Linked DNA regions of Mus musculus: region 2 is linked to region 1. The links are chromatin loops, found by intact Hi-C in ENCODE. Cell type or tissue: heart. All regions are shown on one strand. Links, peaks and the distances in the headings refer to the core of each region. The heading gives the core; the rest is flanking DNA.

Region 1 (8,000 bases), core at 1-8,000:
GTAGGAAAAGAAGGAGGAGGAAGAAAAGAAAGAGGAAGAAGAGGAAAAGGAGGCAGAGGCAGAGGAGGAGGAGGAGGGGTAAGGGGGCACTCTTCTCACAGCTGATGGGGCATGAACGCCCTGGGACCTCTCTTAGTAGAGACTAAAGCACACGGCGTCTGTGAAGAAGGAAGGCTGACCTGCAGCAAGTGCCTGGAAGGTACGTACGTGCTGAATGTGTCCATTTCTCCTGTGAGATTAATTCGTTCAGTCAGGCTCACATCAACTTTTTCTTTGAGTTTTTCTTCTAGCTGTTAGAAAAGGGCAGAAGCAGAAGGGTGTTTAATGATTACCCAAAGGTGTTCCATACTACTGAGGCTCACAAAGTGACGACCCAGACAGTTCTAGGCATGACATGGGACACTTAATTCCCACAGGATGTGAGGGAAGTCCTGTTACCCTGACTTCATAGGTGAGGACTACAGTAGCCACAGCAGGTGATAGGGTCAAATAAGCTCCCTAGAGCCCAGCTCCTTTGGCACCACTCTGGGCTCACTTCTGAGAACACACCAATAGCTCGCATGGTTTGTTCTCTACAGGCTCATGATTTGAGTATTTGGTCCCTAGTGGTGGCGCTATTTTGAAGGCCGTAGAGCCTTTATGAGTTAGAGACTGCATATCAAAAGTGGGTGAGAGCATTTGAAGGTTACAGGAGAACCCTGCCTCCTGGCCAATAGCCAGAGGAGTCTCTTCTCATGTCTGCACAGCCAGGAGCACCATTGCTCTTTCCCAGCGTGGGTGGACTGCAAAAACCTCTCCTCCCTTAAGCCGTATCTATGAAGGAGGGACACTTCTGATCCCTCCTTCTCTTAAGCTGTATCTACGTATAGTTTCCCTGCTTACCCTGTGATATGTAGCCTCCCCAACCAGTGTTGGGAACTTTTAATGAGAGTGACAGTAAAATCAGCCAAGATGTTTGCCAAGGTACCAGATGTCTCAGTGATGAATCAGAAATACATCTTTACTTTGGTCAGCTTAGGGCAGGAGCATTCACATCCTCCGGAGTGATATACGATGGAGAGATATAGGATGGTCGGGATCTGTGCGTACCTAAAAATGCCCTGGGGATGGATAAATCTAGCACTCTTAAGAGAGTCACTCTCACTCTAAGAAGGTGAGTGCTTTGCATTAAGATTTAAAGTGCTCTTAGAGGGATGGAGCCATGCAAGGACTTTTGGAAGATTTAATTCTGCCACTACTAAGGGGTGAGGGGCTGTTTAGAGAACTCAATAGGTCAGACTCCGCATTTGTAAAGTTCTTCCCAGAAGGGTTCATATTACTGAAAACCTGGACACCTATGCGGGAGGGTGGCACAGTGTTCCACAGACCTGTGTTCACATGCTCCAGGGGCCTCTGCTACTTTGCTGAAGATACATCCTAACTTTAAGCATGGCATGGCTCTTGTCATCTATCTCTCTGGTCCCATCTTGCTATCTTTGCCTTGCCTCTGGCATTTACAATTGCAGGGTCTTGGTCTCCATATTTCCTCCCTCTACAATGTCCCTGCTCCCCCTCCTGACTCCATTTCCTAGCCCTCCCAACTCCTCTCTTGGTGTTTGTTTCTTCTCCCACCCTTACTACAGAGTGGCAGGGAAACCCTCGCCTGCTTGCTTGCTATTTGTTTTCCATCTGCTCTAAGTCTCCTGACAGGAAGATGCCTGTCTCCTCTGCACAACACCAGCTGAAGCAGCACATAGAAGTGTATAGTAAAGCTCCCTTGAAGGGATGACAGAATTAACGAGAGACTCAAAACGGGTTGAGAAAGCTGAGGTAGCACTGGTATCAAAAGATGTCTGAGACAGCCAAGTGTGCTGGCCTGGAATTGGAATCCCAGCTATCTAGAGGCAGAGACAGTGAAAACTGCTGTAATCTAGCCTGGGCCAACAAGAATTTGTCAGCTGGATATGGTGACACAAGCTTTTAATCCCAGCACTGGGGAGGCAGAGGCAGGTGGGTATCTGTGAGTTTGAGGCCAGCCTGGTTTACAAACCAAGTCCAGGACATCCAGGACATCTGTGGTTCTGCTATACAGAGAAACTCTGTCTCGACACCTCACCCCCAAAAGGAGAATTTGTCTTAGAGAGACAGAGATAGATAGAAACAGACAGACAGATAGACAGATAGATAGATAGATAGATAGATAGATAGATAGATAGATAGAATGAGAAAGAAAAAAGGAAGATGTCTATGATCTAATTATGAACAAAATAAGGCCACTTTGTTGTAGAATAACATGTAGAATTTGAGACTATTTTTCTTAAAAAGAAAAATGCAAAGTGTTTGGGAGGACATGTTAGCAAGATGGAGAGCAGCAACTGCTTGGAAAGAGGAGGTGCTCTTGCCAACAGCAGCACCGTCTTCCTTACTCTAGCCCTGTGAGAGGTCTTGGGTGGTCTGAAGCCAGGGCGGCACACACGCTAGGTGAGTATTCTACCACTGAATGCCCTAGCCCTATAGTAAGTCTGAAAATCAAGATATATACCACCCAACTTTTACTCTTATTTGTCAATGGTGTTTGGATTCATTGTAAAATTTTCTTGCCTAGGGGCTGGAGAGATGGCTCAGCAGTTAAGAACACTAACTGCTCTTCCAGAGGTCCTGAGTTCAATTCCCAGTATCCTCATGGTGGTTCATAACGATCTGTCATGGCATCCAATGCCCTCTTCTGGTGTGTCTGAAGACAGCTATAGTGTACTCATAAATATAAAATAAATAAATAAATCTTTAAAAAGTTTTTTTCTTGCCTAAAAGGCCTAATTCCCAAATACTCCAATACCCACGGCTGAGCAGGACTTAGCTTTGAGGGCACAGTTGAATCCACTGCAATTCCTGAGTCTGTGGCGACTCTGTCTTGAATTGATCACTTGTTACATGATGTAGCATCTCAAGTTCACTTTTTAAAAACTATTTTATTATTTTATGTATATGACTATTTTGCTTGCATGTATCTATGTGTGCCACAAGAGTGCCTGGTGCCTGTGGACCAGAAAAGGCAACCAATCTCTTAGAAATGGAGTTACAGACAGTTGTAAGCTGCAATGTAGATGCTGAGAATCCAACCTGGGTCCTCTGGAAGAGCAACTAGTGCTCTTAACTGCTGAGCATGTCTCCAGCCCCTATTATGTTTTAAGACAGGGTCTCTAGTCCAGGCTGGCCTTAAGCGCTCTATGTAGCTGAAGAAGACCCTGAACTTCTGAGTTTCCTCTAAATGCAGAGGTGCGGTGTGTCACTTTCCTCACTTGATGTCTAAGATTCTGTGTTAAGAGCTGGGTGGTGGTGGTGGAGGAATAGTGGTGGGGGTAGGGTGGGGGTTGGAGCACACCTTTAATCCCAGCACTTGGAGGCAGAGGGCAATCTCTGAGTTTTTGAGGCCAGCCTATCTATACCCTGAGACCCTGTCTAAATCTCTGAATTAGTGACATTATTTTATGTGTCTTATTCATTCATATACTCTAAACATCTATTTTCCTCATGAGGGGTTTGAACATCTCTGTCTCTCTCTGTCTCTGTCTCCTAGGCCAAAGTGGTCTGTGAGTCATTCCTTGTATATGTGACCACACCCCCAAGTAGAGTATGCTACTGCCTTGGCCTTGGCCTCTGGGCCCAGCTGGCTGACCCTCAAGGAGTATGCTGGACACTTCCTGTGTTCATGTTCTGGCACATAGGAATGCCAAGCTGTCACGTCTGAACTGCCCCTTGTAGCTGACTTCTTAGATGCTTAGGAAATACACATTAACATCAGGGAGAGCAGGATTCTCTCAGGTTGCTTCAGGGGGATCCCAGGCCAAATGGGGAAAAGAAGTCTATAACCCCGTGGAGGGCTGAGTGGCAAGTTCCTCTGGCTCACCTTCTGCAAAGCTAGTTTGTTGAATTGCCTTCCATTGGCTCCATCAGAGGCCTCACCCTTTCTGCTTCACAGTTAACACTTCAAACAATGGTTGTTTGTTATGGTGGACAGAGGATGCTACAAAATGGCAGGAAAGGCTGCTTGGTACCCAGAAGTCAGTTTATTGATGCTTTTCCCATGAAGGACACTGTGCTACTGACCTACTTTTAAGAGGTCATGCCTGTTTTGTAGCTTACATGTGGGTGAAAGCTGGCCGTTTCTCCCCTGTAAGATGGCTGCCTGGGCAGTCTCTGACTATAAGGTGAGTTTGCTCCTGAGAGGCTAAGCGGCCTGCCCAAGGTGGCAGGAGACCTTAGTGGAGCTCACAGGTCCCACTCCAGGCGTGGGAGAGAGCTCTGGGAGAGAGGCGAGCTTGGATGGGTGCTCACCTGCTGGGTGGTAGCCAGACAATACTCGGCTGTGCTCAGGATGCTGCAGATGAGACACAGCTCCTCCAGAGTGAACCTGGCCACTTCTGAGCCCTCCTTCTCTTTGAGGAGGCTGCTGATGGTCAGCCCCCCACTGCTGCTGCTGGTTCTGAAAAAAAGGACAGGAACTAGTCAGGCTGCAGCTGCTAACTTGCTTCCTGAAGCTGCATATTTTATGACAGGGAAGAAAGCAGAGGAAAGGCTGGCTACAGTACAAATAAATCAACACACAATGGGGGCCTTTGCTCCTGACCTTACCTTGACTGTCATCTGTTCAGGCCATCTCACCCACAGGAACAGGAAGACACAACGCCTAGAGAGCGGGGAGCAGTCCTCACCTGGGGTGACCCCATGCTCACCAAGGAGACCAGCTGACCTAGTGCCTTGGCTTGGGATTCCCCGAGGTGAAGATCCCACTTGGGCCATCTGTGGCACAGAATCTGCTTCTCCTTAATCTTTCTTAGTTAAGGTGCATACATGTGGAGCTCATAAGTGCACACATGGAGTAAGACGGCCTAACAGTGCACACATGCGCCCATGAACACACAAGTAGAGAGCAGAGTTGATGATGGCGTCCTCCTCTGTCTTTCTCCATCTGGTTTTGGAGATAAGTCTCTCACTAAGCCCAGAGCTTGCTAGAGTTGGCCTGACTAGCTCCATTGAGGCCCTGGGGTCTTCTTGCCTCTGCCCTCCTGCTGCTGCTGTTACAGGCGAATGTTGTCGAGCCCAGCCTTTTGTGTGGTGCTGGGGATCTGAACTTGGCTCCTCACGCTTGTGCAGGAGACACTGTACCCACTCAGCGTTCTCCCCTGCCCCAATTCACCCACATCTACACTTAGGGCTGTGGTCACAGCATCAGAGGCTGGAAGACAGTCAGAGGAAGAAAGCTTGTCTATCGGGCATCAACAGGCTGGAGCCACATTGCCTCTGCTACTGAGTAACTAACTTCTTTTTTTCTGTGCTGACACCATGTGTACGGTATACATATACATAAAGGCCCAGCTTAGTGATGTACTGTGACCTACACTGGTGTCTGGGGGAACATGCCTGCTGACAGTCGTGGTCAGCTGTGGATGCCATTATAGAAGACATCACCAACAGTGGGTCAGGTCCTTGAGAGCCTGGGAGGAGTGTTTTCTTCTTCGACATTCTTAGCAGTTCAGTAAACAACCTGAGTGGCTTTCCTTTGAGACTCCCATATTTAGGGATATCAGGAGCCTCAATTCCCCGCTGAGTGTGAGGAGAACAGGACTCACTTAGGCAGGTTGCCAGAGAGGATTTTCCAGGCGTATTCTCGGAGGTACTTCTGGAAGATGGTAGTCAGGGCGATCATGGGCTCGCCTGTGCTGAGCTGTGAGCACTGCACCATGCACTTCTTGTAGTAGACAAAGAGGTCAGCGCAGCTGGGGAGCACAGCACCCCCTTCGTCAGTGTTGGGCTTGGGTGGGCCCTGGGCTTTGAAATCTGCCACAAACCGGTCTATCAGCTCGCTGAGGTTTCTGGAAAAGCAGAAATATTGTTTCACTTGGAGAGATCAGGCAGGAGTGCTGTCTGCAAGGACCGAAGCTGTTCCCATGAGTGCTCTTCCCTGGTGCGACCCAAATTTACAAGTGGGCCCATTTTATCCATGTGGCACTCATCTCCCTGCTTAAAAAAATGGCAGTAGCCAGGCGGTAGTGGCGCACGCCTTTAATCCCAGCACTTGGGAGGCAGAGGCAGGCAGATTTCTGAGTTCGAGGCCAGCTGGGTCTACAAAGTGAGTTCCTGGACAGCCAGAGCTACACAGAGAAACCCTGTCTTGAAAAACCAAAAAAAAAAAAAAAAAAAAAAAAAAAAAAAAAAAGATGGCAGTAATGAAGTCTGGCATTTGTAGATTGCTTTGCTCCAGGCATCTCATCACTATGTCTGACCCCAGACCCCGGTGAGGGAGACAGAGCACTGCTGCTCCTTCAGAAGGTGAGAAAACTGACACCTAAAACTCTGTCATAAAACTGGGTGGCAGAACTGGCTGGAGAACCTGCCACAGAAGCATGCACCCCGGAATGCCAAGCACCAGCTCCCCTTTCCACAAACCAAAGTCCCAAATTCTAAAGGTGGTGACCATTTCCTAGACACTTATGATGGCCCAGGAGTCACAGCTGTACTTTATAATCATGTCACAGAATGCTAACTCTTAGCAATAACCCTCGGAGGTACCTACTTTACTATGCCCCGTCTCCAAAAGCCAGGCACAGAAAAACACCTTGTCCAAGACAAGCAGGGTGCAAACCCCCACAGCCTGGACCCCAGCCTCATGCTTTTCACCAGCCTACAAAAAGGCTCTGATGGCAACAAAGATGTAGACATCATGAACCTAAATGTGTCAGAGGATGGATGGCTTTAAAGAAAGAATGCTTTCCTTCTTTAAGATGAATAGTTTTTCTGTAGAACTTTCAGAATTAAAGATGTAAAAAAAAAAAAAAATCTTGGGATATAAGTGGTGCCTGGGAAAAGTGGCTTGCCTGGTCATGATGAGGAGGGTGGCTGGGATCTGTCTCCACTTTCCCAATCAAACATCTCTCAAGTTGCCCTAGTCACTCCAAGTCATCAGGAGCTGGAATCTAGCAGGGCTTTAACTACTGTCCTCTGTACAGCTGTGTTGTGAGGACAATGGGAGGCCCCTCTTGACATGTGGTATCTTTTTAGCTTGCTGGCTAAGGCTATAAGAATCCAGCTGTGTTTTAAAAATATATTTATACAATAAGGAGAAAAAGGCAAGAACCACACACAGCATCGATTAGCAGGAATAGGAAACAATTGACATTTTACTCCAGTGCTTTTGTTACTCGGTTTATGACATCCAGATGTGGCTGCTTAACAGAGCTAGGTCTCTGCCTGTGGAGACAGGCCTCTTTGGATGACCTTTGCAAGTGCCTTGGCCACCACCCCCACTCTGCACAAACTCTTCTTGCCCTACTTTCCCATGGATCCTCACAGCTCTTATGCGGAGAAGGCACCCAGGCCAGTCACCTCTGTGGCCCCACTGCTGGGCCTTCACTTGTCACCTCCTGGCCAAAGCACCTTCCATCTAGCTCTCTAGGCCATGACCCCATTGCACACTCAAACCAACACCTGCTCCCTCAGCTGGAACTGCCATCACCTGCCACTCACTACCACATGATTTGGTTTTGGTTTGTTCATCTGTTTTGAGACTGGCTTTGAACTTATGACTCTCCTCTTGTATTAGCCTCCTGAGTGCTGGGGTATAGTATGTGCTATACACCTGGTTCTTACTATTTTTTTTTTCCAGGCAGGGTTTTACTATGTTGCCCAAACTGGCCTGAAACTTGTGATATCCTGCCTCAGTTTCTCCACTGCTGGAATTACATGCATGTACCACAGCACCTGGTTTTAGCACTTGAGTAAATATTTTTCTGTACTGTGTAACAGGTCAAGCTTTCCCTATCCTGGTGCACAGTGGGTGATGTGAATCAACAGGGCCCATTCCCTGATTTATGCTGTAATTCCACAGTACTGGGAACAGCACTCCAGCAAGTATCTGCCATAGACACAGCTGATTTACAGTGTTAAGGTCTCTGTGTGCACTAGTGGGTCTCCCCTGGGGTGGCGGTATTTGTTCATGCTCCCTCAGCCCACTGCCCTGGCTA
Region 2 (9,268 bases), core at 657-8,656, 53 kb before region 1:
ATGGTTGGGTGGATGGATGGATGGATGGATAGATGGTTGGATGGATGGATGGACTGACTGATGGAATAGCAGGGCTGGAGATAGAACCCATGCTCTTGAGTGCTAAGTAGGAACTCCAACCCTGAGTTAAACCCCTAGCCCTGAGCTGGGGGCCTAAAAGCAGCACACAGGCTTTCAAAGTTTGCCGTAAGCTCAGCATTTCCACAGCAACTGAATTCCATCCCAGTTTACCTTAGCTGGAAGCCTTTAGTCTAACGACTTAACTTGCCTACACTTCAATAAAAGGTTCCTGAAAACAAAGGGTGAAATGTCTACTTGCAGCTGGAGCTGTTGGGGTAATTAAATCACACACAGCACAAAGATATTTCGGTCAATGACTGGCTACATGTATGACAGTGGTCCCATAAGATGACATTATCCAGTGACTTTGCAGCTTCTTAATAGGCACAATTGCATGTTAACATATTCAAGTGGGTTGGTAACATTTTAACTTTTTTGATGACTTGATACAAGCTAGAGTCATCTGAGAAGAAGGAACTCAACTGAGAAAATGACCCACCCCATCAGTTTAGTTTATAGGCAAACGTGGAGCCTTGTCTTGGTTGGTGATTGATGTGGAAGGGTACAGCCCACTGTGGGTAGTGCCATCCTTATTTGGTCCCAGGGTGTATAGAAAGCAAGTGAGCAAGCACAGAGGGGCAAGCCAGTAAGCAGCAGTCCTCCATGGTCCCTACCTCTAGGTTGCTCTCCTGCCTTGACTTCCCTTCACGATGTGAGTTGGAATAAACTCTCTCCCCACAAATTGCTTTTGGTCGTGGTGCATATTCAGCCACAGAAACCCAGCAGAGACACTCTGTGGTGACATCCCTGTTCTCTGAATACACCCTCCTAAGTAGAACTGTGTCACGGAACGCAGTGGAGTTGGCTGCTGTGTGGGGCTAAGGAGCTTCTCCACCAGCTCCGCTCCATAACCAGCCAGCTCTTGAATGAGAGGAGAAAGAATTCCAGAAGTGCTAAGTGCTGCTTCTAGAAGGTTGGCTATAGCCATGATCTCAGTGCTTGGCCCACTTCAACTATGGTTTGGGAACCTCCCAACTTTGGGAGACCCTGAGACCTGAGCCAATCACTGAAAGCCAGCTACAACCCCAGTGCCATTTGCATCCCTTAGTTGCTGCATCATCACCGTCATCATCTTATTATTTTGGAGCAAGGTTTTGCAAAGTAGAGCAACCTAGGCTGGAGTCCCCCATGCTCCAGCCTCAGCCTCCTGAGGGCTGGCTGGGACTGTAGGTATACACACCATTCATGGCTGAGGGGGTTCATATGTTCTGAAAGCAGCGCAGTGACGACTTGGGCGCATTCGTATTGCAGCTTCACAGATATCAGCATCTCGACAAGCGTTGCGTGAGTGTGAACCAGCTTTGTGTCTTTCTCCCCAGAGTCACAAGACTCTGATGGGAGCTAATGTCACAAAGTCATGTCCCAGTTTTGTCAGAAATACAAGCTCCAGGGGAATAAAAGCCTAACCTGCTCACCTCTAAATGGGTGAGCCTCCCTCTGTTCCTTATCAAAGGCTCCTTTGTGCTCAAGCAACTGAAACTGCAGCTACAAAATCCCCAGTCACCAAAAGTAAAATTCCTTTCCCTAAAAAGACAGCTCTTTGCGGGAACGTCTCCACAGCAATTTGCCCTGATAATCCTGGTTGAGATCATTCCCAGAGGACTTGCCCAGTGACATAACGTGAGACAGGTCATAGCACCTTGACTGGGGCTGGGGGTAGAGGGATGCGTGGCTTCTAGAAAGAAGAATTAATAAATTCAACAGACAGACTCTTTGGCTCCCCATGGCATGGTATATGACACACACAAAGAACATGGCAGAACTTTATCACAAAATCCCACTTAAAAAGAGTGTCCACATTAGGTGTAATGCTGTACACGCTCAGGAGGCTGAGACAGAAGTAGCCTAAGCTCGAAGTCAGCCTGAGGTACACAGTGAATGCGAGGCCAGCTAACGAGACACAGCAAGATTTCATCCCAAACTTTAAATGGCTATATAATGGAGTCCCTATATATTTAACTAGTTAGAGCATAAGAAAATAAGTCAAACTATTAATGGTTTTCTGTGCATTTTCATAATTAACCTTTTCAAAAACAATAAGCGATTATACTTGGGTTTTTTTTTTAATATTTTAAGAATAGGGTCAGTATACTCACTTTATTTCCTTTGGTGGCAAGGGGTCAAACTCAACTCCTTCGCCGAAGGACAGGGGACAGAGTCTCGGTGAGCAGATGGCAGCTAGCGAGTGGGTCAGAGATGCTGGGTTCTTCCGGGAGAGGAGAGAAGGGATAAAGCTATGAGTGACCCGCCTTGTGGTGACCACAGTCTGGCCCTACAAAGGACAGGGCTGGCCCATGGCATGAGAAGAGCATTAGACAGGGCACCGAAGGTCAGGGTTCAAATCCCAGATCAGTCTAGTGCCCCTCCCTACTTCTCAGTGACATGCACGCATGTGCACAGTAGGCACTGTCCATCCTAAATGGGCTTTGTGCCCTCTGTAGAGCTGTGTCACACGTCCTATGTCCTTATCTGTGTGCTGGGGGGAGGGGAGGGGTGCCCCCCTTCCCATCACCGAAGGTTTGAGAAAGGCAGAAGAGGAAGCTGACCTGATGAACACACTATGTCCACATCAGGACTGACGGGAGGGCCCTGTGGCAAGAAAGCCCCACAACTCAGACTTAACTCTTCAGAACCCTCAATTATGCAGAGCCCCTCCCCCCACGCAGTTGTCCCAGCAATAGTTAGAGAAAGGCTAAATCCTAATGCCAAGAGACAAAGCTTCCAGGAGTTTTGTTTTTAAGGTAAAGATCCACCTCTGCTTCCCCATCTCCTTTGCCTCTGGGGTTGATATAGCGGCCGCCATCCATGCCAGAGGGTCCCCACAACTGTTAACAGTGGAGGCCAGAGATGCCTTCGCTCTGGGTCAGGCCTCCACTAACCAGAAAGCTTAGTGTGTGGAATACAGCTTTGACAAATTCAGGCAAATTCAGGTGACCCTCTCTGGTCCCCCTCTGTGCTCCAGTGCAGAGATAAACACAGTGTGGAAGGACCTAGCAGCCCTTTGTACTCTCTGGTTCTCCGAGAGCTGTCATTTTCTTTGCTTAATTTAAGAGCAAGAACTCCATTTGTGCCAGGATGTAGAAGAGGCAGTCCCACCCCTAGGACAGAGAAGGAGGCAAGTGTTTCTAAGAGGTTGGCTCAGGGATCTTTACTGTGTTACCAGCAGAAGATGCAAAAGCCAAAAGCATGTTGGGGAGCTGGGGTACCATTCCAGGGCTAGGATGGAGTTTACTGAGACCAGTGGGGGAGGGGATATATAGTTCAAGCTAAAGGAAGTGGACAGAGGGTGTGCATGAGGTGAGGCCACAGAGCTCTCCTACAATTCCAAGACATCTTTCTTCTAGGTGTCCATACTGGTTTCTCCTGTCCTGCCTCCTTTGTATCCCCATCCCTGCTCCCCAGACAGACATTCCCTGGGTATCCAGGGGTGGGAGAGAGTCAGTGCGCTATTGGGTCAGCAGCAGTGATAAGATAGACCCACACAGAGACACTGAGCCTGGACACCAAGCCACAGGTTCTGGAAGAAGCCTGAGAAAGCTCCCCCAGGAGGCCACATAGTGAGGAAGGGCCACCAGGACTTGAATGGGAAAGGTGAGAGGGTCAAGGTTCATGTCAGGTGCAGGAATCCATGTCAGAGGCACCAGTGAGTGTCTGATCGGTGGTCAGAGCAGGAAAGATGAGAGAGACTGAAAGACCAAGCTGAAGCAAGTTTCACCTTGGAGTGGAAATAAAAGGTGCTGGTTTTTGCTGGGACAGGGTCAGTAGGTCAAGAAGGCCCCACACCAGCAAAGCTCCATTTTGGTCCTTAAGCATAACACTTGCCGCTGACCTCCCCATGGGAGGCACAGTCACAGCTCTCCTTCAGTCTTACTTTGAGCTTCTACTGTAGACAGGATGTGGCCTTTCTTGAGCTGTGCTCTGAATATCATCACCTGAACAGATCCCAAGACAAAACAGACTTGGGAGTTTTTCTTGCAAAGAGTTTAAAGGAAAAGAAGGAAAAGGATTAATACTTTCAAAGCCCTGGCCACCTGGAGGACGCTGATCTCATTAAGTGCAGAACACTGGCTGGGAAAAAAAGACCTACCAGACCCTGAAGACTCTTGTGTGTGACTAACCCCAAAGGCTGTGGTCCGCCTTGCGCCAGGAGCCCAGAGCACACCCCTCTCCCAGGTCCCGGCAGAGGGAGGCCGCTTTGGGAGCAAAGCCGCGGGGCGTGGGCCCCCCGGGTGGGGAGGGCCCGGGATCCCTGTCCGTGTCCCGGGAGCCCCACCCAGCCCGCCCCAGCAGGAATGTGGTCGAGCCGCAGCCTGGCAGCCTCGGGGGCCGCCACCTCGAAGGGAGGAGACCGCGGCTTGCCTCTCCCGGGGCTCCCGCGCCTCCCAGGCGATGACAATTTTCCAGCCACTGGCTCCAGCTGGCCAGGCTCTCTCGCTACGCTCCCGCCCCGGCTCCCGGCGATGGCCACGCCGTCTCGACGGGCGGGTGGCCGCACCGACTGCGAAAGCTGGAGACTCCCCGGGGAGGGCTGCGGGTGGGCCGGGACTGGGAGAAGTCCGCGCGGGAGGCAACTCACCGGGACTATAGGGGTCACCGCCGCATCGGGCTCCAGCGTCCCTGCGACCGGAGCGCGCTCCCCACCGCCGCCCGCCGTCGCTGCGAGCCCCCAGTGGCTGGGGCTAGGGCTTGGGGGCAGCCCCGAGTCCGGGCTGTCCAGGACGCCGTCGCCTTTTTTCTTCGTGTCCACGAGTTCAGGGACATCCTGCAGGCTCAGCCGGCCCACCATAGCTGCACGTGTGGCGGGACCGGGCACAGCCGCCGCGGTGTTGGAGTGCAAGAGAGGGCCGCACACGCGGGCCGGGGCCGCTGCCCTCCGGGCTGCCCTCCTTGCCCCGCCGCCGGCGCGTTGTCCGGGTGTCGCCAGCGGCCGCGCTCGTTCGAGGCCCCGCCCTCCGCCCCGCCCCGAGGGCTGGCCCAGCCGCGGTGACCGCCGAGAGGCCAAGCGCCAGGGGCCGCTGCGCTCCCGCCGCGCGCCGCCCAGCTCGTCCGAGCGCCGATCTTCCCGCGACGGGCCTCCCCTCCCACCTCCCCGGCATGCCGCGACTGGCAAAGCTGCGAGGCTTCGTCCGGCCCCGCACCCTGTCCCTATGGTCCACGGCGATCCTTGCTCCATGCACTGTCCCCCGGCCCCCGAGAGGTGCTAATATCTCTAGATCTGGCAGCCCAGAGCCAAGGAGTCCCAGTCTGCAGAGGCCGGGGGCGGGGGGGGGGGGGGGGGCGTGGGGAGAGAGGACGAGCAAACAACTGGAAATTATTAATACTTAATGCGCTTCGTATGGCTCCAGCGGCCTGTTGGCTCAGCAGGGCCTGCTCTGGCTCTCACGTCTGCCCCGGAGGAGAGAGGGCCTACTCCTCCGGACTCCCGGGGGCGTCGATCACTCCCTGGTCCCGGGCACAGCTGAACAGGCTGTGGCCAGTCCAGGCAGGGAAGTTCTGAGGGTGTCACAGGCTTGGATCTCCCAAAGAGACCAGCAAACAGAGCAGCTCTCTTAGGGAGTCAAGATTCCCCTTATGGAGGCCACAGTCTATTCACTCACAGGAACTTTCTCCCTCTGTCCTATCAGAGGGAATCTCTTCTACAAACAAAACAAAACCTAAACTCAACAGCAAACAGACTGTGGTCCTTCCTGATAGGTTTGACAGAGAAGCTCTTCTTCAGTGGGAAGTAATTGAGTTGGGGTGTGCCTAAAATCATTGTCTTTTCTTCTTTCCTTTCCTTTCCTTTCCTTTCCTTCCCCTTCCCCTTCCCCTTCCCCTTCCCCTTCCCCTTCCCCTTCCCCTTCCCCTTCCCCTTCCCCTTCCCCTTCCTTCCTTTCTTTCTTTCTTTCTTTCTTTCTTTCTTTCTTTCTTTCTTTCCTCTCATGGAGATGTCCCGGGGTCAACACCAAGTGCCACGTGCTCCACCAGAAGTCTTCCCTGGATCACCTTCGTGGTCCAATCCACATCTTTGCAAGAACAAAGAACATCTGTCCTGCTTGGGGCAGATTTGTTAAAATATATATATATATATATATATATATATATATATATATATATATATATGTTCAGAGTGACTAGATCTACCAGCAAAGTTCAGTCCTCCTTTCTCTCTACCCATCATTTTTGATACGGAGAGAGAAGGGCTTGCCTTTAATCATGTGATGGATAGAAGGCAGCTTGCTAGGAACAGAAAGCCAGGGTCATTCCTTCTACAGAGGATACATCCTGTAGGGGGCTGGACTGGGAGGTTGTTCATTCATTCAGGGGTGGTGGGAATAGGTTACAAAAATCTACAGTGTACAGTACTGGACAAGTGTCTAATGCAAGGACAATCTGAGGTGTCACACTTCCCTACCCCTGTTGACCTCAATATCTGTACACCTTGCAGAACTGGACCCCCACATCAGAGGAGAAACCTCTGTGCTTTCTGAGGGTGTGAAAAGTGGACTGGTCAGACTGGGAGAGATGACCAGGAAGGTAGCAGTTGCTCCAAGGAGATGGTAACCTCCTGCTTCACCAGGCCAGAAGAGCTGGAGGTCGGGACAGAGAAAGCTCAGAAGCTGGGCCAGGAGGACCACGCCCCATCTCAGTGCGGATTGTTGTGGGGGCAGTTTGGGAGGTGCCTACTTTGGGACTTGCTGACTCCAGAGCTACACTGCCACCCTCTGAGCACCATTCTGAGGCCACACTGCCACCCTCTGAGCACCACTCTGAATACTGATCTACATTCCGGCAGAAGACCCACGGAGACATCAAAGCTGCTAGCATGAGCAAGAGAGCATGAAGCTGCCAGACTTTAGAGGCTTCAAGAGAATTCAGGGAGACACGGTTTTGGCACACTTCCTCACTGCACCGGTGATCAGAAAGCAGCTGGCCCAGGATATCAGAGAAGCTTCTGAAATCCAGGAGTAGCAGTCATCAACCTAGACACTGGGAGTAGCTGATTTTACAACCTGTCTGAGTTCTGTCTGTCCACCAAAAACAACCTCTCCCAACTCTTTCAGTCACAGACCAAACAGGGCATCCTCCTGCCTCTGCAGAATTACCAAGCAACTCTCAAAGCATGAGCTGAGCATCCCATCAGTCCTCCCTCCCTCCCTCCCTCCCTCCCTCCCTCCCTCCCTCCCTCCCTCCCTCCCTCCCTCCCTCCCTCCCTCTCTCCCTCCCTCCCTCCCTCCCTCCCTTCTTTCCTTATCTGTTTAACACTGATGTATGCAGAAATCAGCAGGGCTTGGAGGAGAATCAAACATAGGACTGTTCAGGATGCAGAGGTCAAGGTGGTGAACCTCTGTCCCATTCAGAATCCCCAGAATCACCCATAAATCTCCTGCCGATAATACTATCTGGCCAGGCCTTGTCTGGGATCCCTGGCACTCCTGGTTGGAGAACAGAGGTGCTCTTGGAATGAGAAAGGGCCAAACCAATGGACTCAGATGTCCCTAGAAGGGGATTTGCCATGTAACTGTGTGTGTGTGAACTTTGCAGCTCAGATCCTGGAATTGGGCTCTATCTCTGCAGCCTTGAGCAGTGAGTTTAGACCTAAAATGCTCTCTTGGCACACACCTTTAATCCCAACACCTGGGAGGCAAAGGCAGGCAGGTCTCTATGAGTTCAAGGCCAGCCTGTTCTACAGAGCTAGCTCCAGGACAGCCTGGACTACACAGAGAAGCCTGTCTCAAAAACAACAACAACAAAGTTTCTGGCCTGAAATTCTAGACAATTCTCCTGCCTCAGCCTATCACTTCCAAGTACTAGGATTATGGTGTGAACCACTACCCCCAGCTTCCTAGAGCCTTGCTCCACAAATTCTTCACTATCTTACATCTTCTTCCAGATGTTTCCCCCAGGATGTTGCTCAGAATATCCTAATTAAAGCTTGGGGGGAATTCCAGGCCCGTCGGGGCTACATACCAAGAACTTGTATTAAAATAAAGTAAAATAAAGCCAGCAGGGGAAAGAAAGAGGCACCTGACTCTCCCCTGACCCATCCTGGCCCAGTTTTGGAGACAGGCTTTCAATTGAGGAACAGCTGGTTATCTGTAGAAACCAGGAGGTAGGTTAGACAAAACAAGCAAGGTCCAGAGAGACCATGGGGCCTACATAGAGATTGGCCTCATCTAAATGCTGTCCTTTCAGAAAAGGGTCATCACCGCTAGGGGCCTAGATCACAGAGGCACCGTGTCCTCACAGACCTTGGCTTCCAGCCTGTGCTCTCTCCCAGCATCCCTCAGGAACAAAGGCTGCCTGACAACGGATGCCAACCCTGAAGCTTTTGTAAGGTTTGTTTTTCTCTCTTTTCTTTTTGCACTTAGTAAACTGATGCCCAAATGGGAATTAAGTCAGACAAGGGCAAAGCAGGACCCCCCTCATGGCTGCTGCTTATTTCTGTGGACTGGCCTGTCTTCAGCAAAGCCAGCCAATGGACTAAAACCACTCTCGGCTCAGTCTTCTGGCTTTTGCCCATGTCTGTGGCACATTGGGGTCTCCAGCCTCCAGGATTCAGGGTTGTTCTCTGTTCAATAATGGGGAGGATTTGCCTCACTGTCCAGATCTCTTCTTTCCTTCATGTATTCATGCTAACGAAATGCTTTAAAAACTAGAACTCAATTCTTTCCTCTAAGTATCTGAAGATTAAAGTCCTTATTTTCAAAGGACATTGGAAGAGATCTGCCATACTTATTCAAGAAGGAAGGGTAGGTGGCACAGGCCCGCAACATCAGCACTTAGGAGATGGAGACACAGGGATCACAAATCTGAGAATTAAAGGCCTGACTGAAGAGATGGCTCAGGAGGTAAAAACACTTGCTGTTCTTCTCAAGGTCAAAGTTCAGTTTCCAGTACACATGGCAGCTCACAGCTTTCTATATTTCCAGTTCCAGAGGATCCAACAGCCTCACACAGACATACATGCAGGCAAAACATAAATGCACATTTCATATATATATCTATACATATATACATATATGAATATATATGAACTGAAGGGTATCCTTGACTACCTTGAGAGTTTGAGGCCAGCCTGGGCTACATGAGCCCTTGTTAGGTTTTGTTGTTGTTGTTGTTTTTTTTAAATTTTGTTTTAAGGGAGCAGGGCGGAATAAAAAAGATG

The links. Hi-C counts contacts between places; a loop is a spot of excess contacts. Peaks named below come from ENCODE experiments on the same cell type or tissue, not always from the same donor. Only the 100,000 strongest peaks of a DNase experiment are listed, where the experiment ranks them.
Region 2: it touches region 1 in a loop (5-fold over the local background); 7 of 42 quality-filtered maps call a loop at or near these places.

The regions. Positions count from the first base shown.
Region 1 is chr11:76,076,833-76,084,832 of GRCm38, forward strand. Vps53 (VPS53 GARP complex subunit) reads right to left here. Exons shown (of 22, transcript NM_026664.4): 14 at 5,610-5,852; 15 at 4,315-4,462; 16 at 208-290. Among named protein-coding and RNA genes, the nearest start is that of Rflnb, 53 kb to the left of the region's middle. In heart, for the core only: no CTCF peak of the experiment used is centred there; DNase peaks (open chromatin) are centred at 3,699 and 4,649.
Region 2 is chr11:76,022,732-76,031,999 of GRCm38, forward strand. Rflnb (refilin B) reads right to left here and starts at 5,051. Exons shown (of 3, transcript NM_029658.1): 1 at 4,697-5,051; 2 at 2,217-2,326. The coding sequence starts at 4,906. In heart, for the core only: CTCF peaks have their summits at 4,167, 5,127 and 8,304; DNase peaks (open chromatin) are centred at 2,567, 4,600 and 5,110; H3K4me3 peaks cover 1,921 bases; H3K27ac peaks cover 1,630 bases; H3K27me3 peaks cover 1,261 bases.